3 separate regions of the Homo sapiens genome follow, and all the other regions are linked to region 1. The links are chromatin contacts, found by Hi-C or POLR2A ChIA-PET in ENCODE. All regions are on one chromosome and are shown on one strand. Each heading gives the region's core, a stretch centred on a gene start or an enhancer-like site at or near the end of the contact. The rest is flanking DNA. Distances are from core to core; before and after follow the strand shown.

What was found. Hi-C counts contacts between places; a loop is a spot of excess contacts on that map. ChIA-PET counts read pairs that join two places held with the same protein, here RNA polymerase II (POLR2A). Pooled maps may share reads with other maps.
Region 2: a loop to region 1 is called in a map with no recorded cell type, with 10 times the contacts of the local background. The contact joins the enhancer-like site here to the promoter of TFG in region 1. A Hi-C loop is called at or near these places in 1 of 37 single-sample maps with no recorded cell type and 2 of 50 pooled maps. POLR2A ChIA-PET finds 5 or more read pairs at or near these places in 1 of 52 experiments (T-cell).
Region 3: a loop to region 1 is called in a map of CD8-positive, alpha-beta T cell, with 9 times the contacts of the local background. The contact joins the promoter of CPOX here to the promoter of TFG in region 1. A Hi-C loop is called at or near these places in 4 of 168 maps with a recorded cell type or tissue (CD4-positive, alpha-beta T cell, CD8-positive, alpha-beta T cell and naive thymus-derived CD4-positive, alpha-beta T cell) and 11 of 50 pooled maps. POLR2A ChIA-PET finds 5 or more read pairs at or near these places in 1 of 52 experiments (T-cell).

The regions. Positions count from the first base shown.
Region 1 is chr3:100,707,599-100,711,424 of GRCh38, forward strand. TFG (trafficking from ER to golgi regulator) reads left to right here and starts at 1,896. Exons shown (of 8, transcript NM_006070.6): 1 at 1,896-2,123. RefSeq lists enhancers at 1,464-2,355, 2,356-3,246 and a silencer at 1,993-2,222.
Region 2 is chr3:98,554,342-98,558,167 of GRCh38, forward strand. No RefSeq gene overlaps it. Among named protein-coding and RNA genes, the nearest start is that of GPR15, 24 kb to the left of the region's middle. RefSeq lists enhancers at 1,442-2,641, 1,693-2,012, 2,143-2,222. Within about 2 kb of position 2,015, at least 6 of the 41 ENCODE cell types and tissues checked have a DNase peak (open chromatin) inside an H3K27ac peak, as active enhancers do.
Region 3 is chr3:98,591,616-98,595,441 of GRCh38, forward strand. It overlaps CPOX (coproporphyrinogen oxidase), which reads right to left and starts at 1,996. Exons shown (of 7, transcript NM_000097.7): 1 at 1,334-1,996. The coding sequence starts at 1,889. RefSeq lists a silencer at 1,535-1,984 and an enhancer at 2,485-2,534.

The sequences.
Region 1 (3,826 bases), core at 646-3,145:
TTAAATATACTACTATAACAGTAGTATAATTCACTTCCTTCAGGGAATATTTTACCTTTGCCATATGGTTGTGGTTTTACCCCATCCCAAACCATCTTAATGACATCATAATACTATTATCTGACAGCAGTGCATCTCCCCAAATCTGTATTATTCAGTTTTAAAAAATAAGCAATGAATAACATTCTTTGGAGAGCAATTAGGAACTGTTTTTCATTTCTTCTGCAGTACTCCACTCCCTTATCCCTGCAAACAATTGCTCAAAGGTCAATACAACTGTTGGAAAATACAAATCAGAAGTGAACAGTGTAAACTTACATTATTTCACTCTCAAACAGAAGTTTCAGAGACTTATAACTGAAAAAGATCACACTACTTATGGTTGTAAAAGAACGTAGCTTCTCACCCTGAAACACCAGAATTTACTCCAGGTCCTTTAGGAGTATCTGGTGTTAAAGCAAACTAAATATGGCCTGAGAAGGACTCCATACATCTATACTTGAATCCTTGTGGATGAACTGTAACCTAGCTTAACAGACAAGATTGAAAACCTAACTTAGAAGTATGCGTCTCTTACAATAAGCGAGTCTTGGCCAATTCCAGCCGCCACACTTCAATCACTCATAGACTGCTAAGTGTTCAAATAAGGCCAACGCCAACCTGTAACCAATCCAGCTGTTTCTGTACTTCACTGCCAATTTCTGTACCTCATTTCCCTTTTTTTGTCTATAAATCTTCCACCACGTGGCTCTGCTGGAGTCTCTTAATCTGCTGTGATTCTGGGGGCTGCCCAATTCGTGAAATCGTTCACTGCTCAATTAAACTCCTTTAAATTTAATTCAGCTTAAGTTTTTCTTTTATAACTGGTAAACAACTGGAGACCAGGTAGGGTCTAAATGCTTTATTTATCAGCTTAGTCTCCACCTTAGAAGTGACAAACATTCTCCGTTTGGCCAAACTTCGGGCTCCTGGGCCTTCTCCTAGGACCATCTGTGCATCTTCTTGTAAAACTCAGTTTCAGCAAAGAACCTTGTTAAGGCAGTGTAGTGAGAATCCCTCACCCTTGATGGGGTTCCTCATCCTCCACCACCCCCAGGTGATGTCTGCTATCCTGGCCTATCTTCGTCTAGAATCCTGTTGTGTTGGTTTAGCCAGAATCTCCCTTGCCCCTGATATTTCCTCTTAGTAATTTTCCATCCACTGACCGACTTCCACCCCTTGGCTATAAATTCCTACTTACTCATACTGTATTTCTATTTGAACAGGTAAGGGAGAAGGGAAGAGTACGTAGGACACACTCAAATGCCTTATCCTCTAAAAATCACTCAGGAATCTTTAGCCTTAATTTCCCAGCTTTTGTCCTTTACACAGTTACAGATTTTCCTTGCTCATAAACGCTGTAGGTCTTCCCTGCTTAATTGGAAACTCCTTGCTCACAAAATGATTCACCCCCATTCCTAGAACCGGGCTTGGCAAAGCATAGGCTCCCAATAATGAATGAATGGATTTATAGAAGAAAAGGTTTTTTCTTTTTCAGCTGTTACTACAATGGTCAACAATAACGACAAAAACCACTTAAAGTTGGACAGACGTCTACTGCAACCAACTCTCAAAAAGTTTAGAACAGCGCACTACGCCCCGCCCATTGGCGAGAAACGGAAATACCCGCTTTCGAGAAAACCGGAAGTGCGTGGTCACGCCCCGCGCATGCGTGCATCGGGGCAGCTCACGCTTCCTAAATCCCGTCATCCAGTGAGAAAGCAGGGACTCTTCGGCCTAGGCAGCCGGGACCCAGCCAGCCCTGCGCCTCGCGCCGTCGCGCATGCGTCCTGGGTATGTCCACGCGCAATAAGGAGGGGCGAAAGGACATTTTTTTTTTTCTTGCTCCCGCCTCTGTTCTTCCCCCACCTGCCACGTACAGAGCCCAAGTTCTCGCTAGGCTTGTTGGGTCAGCGCGATTGGCCGGGGCCCGCGCGAGCCTGCGAGCGAGGTGCGGCGGTCGCGAAGGGCAACCGAGGGGGCCGTGACCACCGCCTCCCCGCGACGCCCCAGTCCAGTGGCCTCGCGTCCGCCCATTCAGCGGAGACCTGCGGAGAGGCGGCGGCCGCGGCCTCCGCAAGCCGGTATGGCCACTGGAGACGGGGGTTGCGGGCGCTCTGTCCGAGGAGGCCGGGAGACTAGGAGGCGCTGGGAGGGCCTCGTTCGAACCGCGCGGCAGCTGGGGTCGGAGGCACTGTGGGAAGGGGCTGGAGGGAGGAGGGGGTGGGAGGGAGGAGGGGGTGGGAGGGAGGACGAGGCCGGGGGGGAGGGCGGGCGGGGCCTTGCATGGGGGGAGGGGAAGGGAGGTCGCGGAGGGGGAGGGGAGAGAGGCAACCCCTGGCTGCGGTGGCCAGGAGGCGCGCCTGGGGGGCTCCGGGAGGGGAGTGCGCCAGCTAATGCCTTGGTGCAGCCTGCCTCCAAGCGTTTGGATTGAGAGGAGAGGGGCTTTGGGAGGTTTGGGGCGGCCGGCGCCCAATACCCGAAGGAGCTCGGAAGGGTGTGGAGTGGCGCCTACGGGAATAAGTTGATTGGGGTCATAGAATCGGAGCCTAGTTCCTTGGCTAAGTCAGCGCTTAATCAAGCGCCGGCTGGAGGCCCAGCCTGGTTTATAGTGATGATTCTAGCTAACTTTAAGAGTTTGCTTTGCTGGACACTACAGTAAGTATTTTGGATGCACTGTCTCATTTAATCATCACAAGGATTCCTCCAAATTCAGATATGGTTGTTTTCATTTCGAATGTGATGAAAGTGAGCCTTGGAGGACTTAAGATCACATAGCTAGTAGTGAGAATCTTTACCGTCTTGCTGCACTGCCTTTGAGGCAGGGTTTGAGGCCTCTTGGCATTCTTTAGAATAATTACAGGTTGACTTGGCTTAGTATTTCTTGAAGGAAACTGCTCCCCTCAGGAGGTGCTTAAGCCACAGCCTCTGAAATTGAGCAGGGTCTTACCCTTAGAGGTAGTAGAACCAGAAGTTTGTCCGCCGAACCTAGAACCTGGTTCAGGAGGCAGGCTTTTTATATGACCTTGGGCGTGTCAGATTATTCCCAGTGCTGAGAAAAGTGTACCTGGTAGAGGGTTATATTATACAAGTTAGAAGCCGAGTCATTTCTGGACTTCAGAGGGGGCGGGGCAAGGACAAGATGGGAGAAGAGCTTGTCGTAGGGCTCCTACTGGCAGTTCTAGGAACTAGTTAATACCAGTCTCTACTTTGGAAGAGAAAATGAGTACCAGAATTCTGTATGTGAAGTAATGTTGGGTTGGGATTTCCCCTTGAAGGGAAAGTTTTGTTGCACACTTACTTTTGAGATACTTTTGTGTTTACTCTGGGGAGATGACTGCAAGAGCAAACGACAGCTTTAGGAAAGAAGCACTGGTTCCTGGCCACAAGATGTTTACAGTCAATAGGAAACACAAAAAGTGAATTTGCAGGTAAACACGGCAGATAGAAAGTATACGTGACTCAATTTTTTTTTTTTTTTGAGACGGAGTCTGGCTCTGTCGCCCAGGCTGTAGTGCAGTGGCGTGATCCCCCAGCTCACTGCAACCTCCGCCTCCCGGGTTCAAGCGATTCTCCTGCCTCAGTCTCCTGAGTATCTGGGATTACAGGCGTGCGCCACGACAACTGGCTCATTTTTGTATTTTTAGTAGAGACAGGGTTTCACCCTGTTGATCGGTCTGGTCTTGGACTCCTGACCTCGTGATCTGCCCGCCTCGGCCTCCCAAAGTGCTGGGATTACAGGTGTGAGCCACCGTGCCCGGCCCTCAAATTTTAAATCCATTGAAAT
Region 2 (3,826 bases), core at 765-3,264, 2.2 Mb before region 1:
CAACCTGAGCCAGAATCCTTCCACTTCCAAGTAAGACTGGGGTTCAACTGGGGTGGGGAGCACATCAAATGAGGGGGTACATCATTCCCTCCTTGTCTAATGCTTTAAGACTAATCAAATCAAATTCTGTAACACTAAAGTTGGAAAAGAACTCTCTTGATGCTTAAGATAAGTAATTTTTAAGACAATGTAAATACACTTTAACGAAAGGAAAGAAAAAAGGGAAAAAAGACAATGTAATACACTTAGAACAAAAGACTTGTCATACACGATACATAACACAAAAGATTAGCTTCAGGAGAATGTAGATAATTGCATGATGGTAGATTTTTATCTTTCACTCATTTGTTCAACAAACATCAACCATTACCAAGCCAAACACTTGCCAGATACTGTTTTAGGCATTGTATATAGGCTCATCCTAGACTTTAAAAATTGTCTGGAGAGTAACCACCAGGTCGCCATACATAATATCCCTGGATTGGTCTAAAACAGGTAGGATTTGGGTGGATGAATTGTAAATCTGATCCAGTTTGGCATTTCTTATGATCTAATAACAATTCATTGTGTATATTGATTTAAGAAAATATAGAAACATAATACTACCTAATGCAAACTCTTTGATCTGAGTGATAAAGAATTTGTATAAATAGACAAAAATAAACACCCAGACTGAAGTCCTACCTGTTCACTTGATTAAAACTGTATCTCTTTAAAAGATGGATACTTTGGCCAAATAGTTGGCTTTTTCTGTTCTACGTTCTGAGCTACACCAGTTTCTCCAACATCAAAGTTTCCTTTTCCACCACCTTAATTCGCCATCCTGCTGTCCAAAGCTCATAACTTCAGAGCTTCACTTTGTCCCCAGACTTATACACTGAATTCCAGTGAACCAGAAAGAATGCTCATGGAATACAATTAGTGACTAAACAATTCCAAAACGCTATTGGTTTGCTTTCTTTCTAGACGATGTACTTAGAAGAACAATAATAAAATTTCAAAGGGACCAAAATCTTTCTTTCTACTCCTCTCACATGAATCACCACCTCCTTTGCAAACAAGTGATTATTTACAAAGCTTGTTAAAAAAGTAGTTTAGGCTTGCATTTCATTTAGAATTGCTCTATTGCTCCATATTTTGTTTTCCCCTATGATTTAAGAATAGTTTTATTGTACATATCTTTACAAATATTTAAATCAAAGAGAATTACTGTAGTTTAAAAAATAGAAAAACGGGGCCAGGCGTGGTGACTCACGCCTGTAATCCCAGCACTTTGGGAGGCTGAAGCGGGCGGATCACCTAAGGTCGAGAGTTTGAGATCAGCCTGACAAACATGGAGAAACCCCGTCTCTACTAAAAATACAAAATTAGCAGGGCATGGCGGCACATGCCTGTAACCCCAGCTACTCGGGAGGCTGAGGCAGGGGAATCGCTTGAACCCAGGAGGCGGAGGTTGCGGTGAGCCGAGATGGCGCCATTGCACTCCAGCCTGGGCAACAAAAGCGAAACTCCGTCTGAAAAAAAAAAAAAGAAAGAAAAAGAAAAAGAAAAACAACAGAGGAAAAAACACGGCATGGGTTATGAAAACAGTTATCGAAACAAAAGATTATCTCAGGTGAAAAAAGGAAATTGACAGCGCTACGTAAGCAAAAAGATCTCAGATTGTACTTGTTGACCAGGAGGTAACTGGTAATTAGGAAAGTAAACATTTCTGCCCTCATCTACTATGCAAAACTACATTGTCTTTTCATAAAATTTTGCAGAATCTTACCTTAAAGGGGAAGATCACAGGTTACTACATCACTGCTTTTTTATTCAAACTAAAAATCATACTTCAGTGTTTTTAAAAAGTTAAATGAAATCCAGAACGCCAAATAAAAGGCCAATAGAGAAAAAGAGAAGGAAGCCAGATGCATGCCTGTATTTCTGGAAGGAGAGTTTCTCAAAGGCTTTTTTTTGAAACCTCCTTAGCTAGAGCTAAGGTTTGAGGTTAGCTGAGCATCGCGTGCCATTCTTGAAGGGTCCTAGGCACTGACTCATTTGCTTTATCATTTCTCATGAAAGCAAGAGGTGGCAGCCATCACCAGAGAGCAAAGGGGTGACTTGGTGACTGATCTCATTACTGAACTAAGGAGAGCACTCTCACGCAAAGTTCAGAACCTCCCCACACCCAGAGAAACTCTGCCAGTTCATAGAAAAGAAGTTATTTCCACCCAAGAAGACAAGTGGCAACTGGAAACAGATGTGAAGAAAACAAGAATAAACACCTTTTTCAGAAATATAACAACTGTAACAAATAATCAGTTTTTCCAGTTCCCACCTGTACACCATGCTCTCAACTATATACTGCAAGTTAAAACAGAATTGATCATGGTTCTGTATTTTTAAATTCTCTCGCTTTCTAAATACATCACTTCACTTTTAACAGTCCAAAGAGCTCTTTATAATTTACTTCCTCTAAGGTAAATTTAGGTGCAATTTTAATAGACTGGTAGGGGCAAATGCCTCATTCCCACCCAAAGGGTTGAGGAATGAGTGATGGACACGGTGAGCTAGGAGAAGTAGAAAGTGATCAGTGCCCTGTGGGAAATAATGGGAATGTCACAGGTTTCTTCTTTTCTGGGTCACTGGGGCATGCCTTTTGATTGAGCATAACACAGATTAATGTCATTGCCTGTGGATTTTGGAAGGAAATTGCAACAACTTTGGTTGATCACTTACTGGAGTAGAGACGGGGAGAGACAGATACTTTTCTACTTTACATGCATTTCTATTTCAATCCTTTAAGCAACCAGGAGAGTAAATATTTTTATTCCAATTTTAGGATGAGAAAGTGGACACATGGAGTTAATAGAAAAGGAGAGTAAAAATGATGGAATACAGGCAGACTGGCCCCATTGTCAAACCGTAGTCTGAATGTTTCAAAAGCACATCTGCCTTTTTTGTGACCAATAACCAGCATTTTTGTATAACTACAATTAGTGAAGCATGTCCTCATATATTATCTCAATTTATCCTCATTAAAGCACAGATAGAATGTGCTATTCTTAAGCTTGTTACTCAGGTGAGAAAAACGAGTTTCAGGGAATTCTCAAGATCACTCATCCAGGAAGTGATAGAGCCACCACCAGAACCCAAATCTTGTGCCTTCAAATCAAATCCTCTCCTCTTTCAGTTTTGCCTCTCACCTCTCATCTCCACTCCCATCCTCTTATGATTCATGGGAAGGTTGTGAGCTGCCGTAGACTCTCACACCCACTTGCAAGCTGAACTGGAGCTTTAGCCTGTCAGCTACACAGCTTCCTTGTAGCACTTGAATTTTTCATCAGTTATTTGCACCTTAATATGACAAAGGATATGAGATGAGGTTTTTTTGTGACACATTGTAATAACCCAAAGTTGTTAGTTTACATTAGGGCTCACTCCTGGTGTTGTATATTCTATGGATTGGGACAAATGCGTAATGACATACATCCACCATTACAGTATCATACAGAGTAGTTTCACTGCCCTAAAAATCCTTTGTGTGCCACCTATTAATCCCCCCTACTCCCCACAACCACTCATTTTTTTACTCTGAGATGAGTTTTTAACGGTAGGAAAAAAAAAGAAAATTTGAACAAACAGAAATACAGAAGATGAGGGCATTTAGTACTTAAAATATGTGGGATTATGTGGGTGGGAGAATTGAAGATCTAAGGAGAAACTGCAACTTTGTAAGTGAATTAGAGACACATCTTTCTCTTCCCCACCCATCCTCCCGTCTTGATAAAGACTCAGCTCAGTGGTTTGCAAACATTTTTTTAAATTTAATTTTATTTTATTT
Region 3 (3,826 bases), core at 746-3,245, 2.1 Mb before region 1:
TAGGTAATCAAATTCTGAAGGGATTCAGAACCTTAGAGTGAGTGAGACGCACATTAGTATTCACGTGTATCAGCCTTACTAATTTTTTTTCTTAAGGTATTAGGGTCACTGCAAGGGCAATGTTTCATGAAAGTTCATGTTTGGCTTGTTTTATTTCTAAGAACATTTAGAGCTGGATGGGACATAAGATGATCCAGTACAACCCTCATATATTCCAAATGAGAAAACTGAGGACCAGAGGGGCAAAACATCTTATCCAAGATCAAACTGCTGACAAGTGGCTGCAACAATTTGTCTAAATGCTGTCTATGCTTCAGACAATATTCTAAGCACTTCACATATATTCCATCCATATATATATATATATATGTATATGGATATATATATATATATATGTAGTATGAGGATTAAAAGAGATGAAATACATATATATTTCATAGATGGGAAAACAGCCATAAAAAAGTAACTTCTGAGGATCACACAGCTGGTCTAGTACTTGAGGTTGTGTCCTGGTTCAGTGGTCTTTGCTTGAAAACATAAGATGGAAAACTAGACTGAACTTCATTTAATATAGATGTGTCAGTATCACAGCTCAAAATCTGCCGGTGAGAAGCTGCTGTTGTATTTCCAGCTAGGAAAAGTCAGGAATCTTTCAAGTTTCCACTCAAGATGTGGGGTTTCACTGTATGGGCAACAACATGGTCATGAATGTACGCCTCTACGAGAACTGGGTTTTGATGCTCAAGTATTTTGATATTGGAAGAGAAGATTTTCCTAGCAGGAAATCTGATGCGTGCATTTGGTAGTGCTACTGAGAAACGAATCAAATATATCTTGTGTAACAGTAAAAAGAAGTGGGAAGATTCTGACACAATGACATCCTGGCTGGAGGAGTTTAGCCGACACTTAGCGCACAGGAGATGAGTTCTTTCCATCTCCTAAAGAGGAAAAAGGGCAAATTCACCCAGAGAAGGAGAGAAAATGTGTTCCATAATCTATTGAAATTTATGTTCAGTAACGAACTTTGGACATCTAAGCTTGTTAGCTGCAAATACCCCTTAAGAGTTCTACAAAAAAATGCTGCTACGGAATTGCAAAGATTTTGAAATGCAGTACTACAGTGACAGCTGATCCGGGTCCATACCTGCAAGCAGAGGGCTAGTGACCCTTTCGTGTCCATCTTTTTATCAGCGGCCTCTAACCAAGCGGCCTCTCTGTGGGTACCCCCTACCTACCCCATCCCATATTGTGAACTATTATATTTTCTGTCTGCAACCTGGAACCTGACCCTTTTTCCCTGTCTCCAACTCCCGCCAGGGGCCGGCCTCCTTACCTTCCTTCCTCTCCCACCGGTCCACAGAAAAGTTGGCGCCCCCGTCTACCTGTGCCAGAGCCTGGCACACCTGGGCCTGGGTCTCCAGAATCAGCAGCTCCATCTTGGTCTTCATGTCGCCCGGCCTCCTTCGCAGCTCGCCCAGGTCGGTCACAGGCGGGGCCATGAAGCTGCTGCAGCGGTGGGCCAGCTCATCCTCCTCCTCCTCCGGCCTCCCCAGCGAAGTGGCCCGCGTCCCCGAGGTCTTAGGCAACATCTCCGCCCGCTGCACATGCCCGAAGGCGGCGGTGGCCAGCCCCACCAACCCCGCCAGCGCCGCGGCCAGCCCTGTCCCCACCCAGGGGCCGCCTCTCGACGTCGAGCCGTGCCCCAGCCCGCGGCTCTGCTCCGTGCCAGCCGGGCCAGGGGGCCGGCAGACGCGTCCGGCTGCGCTGCGCTGGGACCAGGCTCGGAGCCCTCCGCCGCCGCACTGGGACCAGGCGCGGGGCCCTCCGCAGCCGCCCCGCGCCACGAGCCAGCAGGGGCCCGAGCTCAGCCTGCCCAGCTGCAAGGCCATGTTCCCGCACTATCACCTGGAGCAGTGCCTGCGTCCCAGAGCCCTGCGTTTGAGCCCCCCACCCAGACCCCCGGAGTATTGAGCCGGCGAGCTGCACAGGCGGAAAGAACCTTTCGAGAAGAGCCGCTGCAGCGTCGGGCTCCGGAGGCGGGGGCGGGAACTGGGGCGCGCTGGGAGCTGTAGTCCGGATCCTATCGCCGCCTGCGGCGTCCCTGCGCGGGGCGGGAGATAAGAATCCGACGCGCCCAGAAGGGCTGGTCCGAAGGGAAGAGAGTGGGGCGGGGACGGTGCTGTGGAAGGGACGGGAGAGATAAAAGAGGCTTTCTTGTCACGTACAACCTCGGGTCGGCTGTTTACTCAGCCAAGGAGAGAAGATAGAGTAGGGCTGGGAGGCTGAGGGCGGACTGGGGCGGAAATGTGGCAGAGATCCCAGTCCCGCTTACATTTTCAAACAGGATTTGCGAATACAGAGCCTGGCTCAGGATCTGTATAGACCCGCCCTTCGCCCTGGGTCCTGGTCCTCTAGAGTTTTTAGAGGGGATGGGCAGGCTGGGAAACTCTTTGCTGAAGGATGGTTTTCTAAAGAGAGTGGGAGAAGCTAGTAATGGACTCGGAAGAGAGTCGAGGAGAAGACTTTCTGTGATCGAGTCCACATCACAGTTCTGTCCTTAAGATTTCCCCAGGCTGGGGCCGGGCGCGGTGGCTCAAGCCTGTAATGCTAGCATTTTGGAAAGCCGAGGCGGTTGGATCACATGAGGTCAGGAGTTCGAGACCAGCCAACATGGTGAAACCCTGTCTCTACTAAAACTACAAAAAAATAGCCGGGCGTGGCGGCGTGCACCTGTAGGCTCAGCTACTCGGGAGGCTGAGGCAGGAGAATCGCTTGAACCCGGGAGGCAGAGGTTGTAGTGAGCCGAGATCGCACCACTGCACTCCAGCCTGGGTGACAGAGTGAGACTCTGTCTCAGAAAAAAAAAAAAAAAAAAAAGGTTTCCCCAGGCCTTGCTTCTATAGTGCCTACTTGATTATTTTAGAAAAAGGAAAAGCAACGTGACTGTTTTGGTTAACCAGTAGAAAATTCCTGACTTGGTGTGTTTTGGTGATTAACAAATAAGAATTTAAAAAATAGTTATTCTACTACTGTAGGGTGCTCCCAAATATTGCTCACGTTTAATACTTACAACAACTGCTACAAACTAGGCAAGGCAAATATCCACACTTCCTCCTACTCTGTCTCCCTTCCCCCACCCTTTAAAGAAATGAGGAAAGAAGCTAATAGATTTGACAGGCAGGTCTTTGTCTCCCCTGTAACCATACCACAGCTCCATGGTTCCTGGACGTAAAAGTGTGAGAACTATTGTCATGGGCTAATTTGTCCCATAAGTCTCCGGGATGATTTTAATTTCTAGTAGTAGATAATAATTTAAGCCACTGGTAGCTTTTCCCACAAGTGTTTTCTTTGTGGCAGGATGCACTGATGGAACTTCAATGGCTTTTGAGTCAGATCAATTGGCATCTTGTCCACACACAACTGTACCTGGCAGCTCTCACTGGGACATGATGTTAGCAAGGTGGGTGTGCTTGCCGAAGCCTCACCACTGAGAATCTGTGAAAAGTAAAGGCTTGGATTGAGAAGTGACTAAGCGACTTTTAGGGAAGAAAAACAATTAGCTTTTGGTCATAGTGCAACCTGCCAGGAGGCCAAGTTAGAAGTGGAGGAAGGGAAATAAGAATTGTCATTGTAGGAAGGGTTGATGGCCTCTACTGGATGCCTGTGATGGGGTTGGGCTGGGCCTGGTGATGATAAATGAACCTCATCAAATGAAAAGGAACCTCCCTGGTACGTTTATTTGTAAGAAACCCCCTCATTATTGCTCTAATTCTGCTAAAAATACCCATAAAGTTAGTAAAGCCCATAAAGTTAGTTAAAGCTAAGT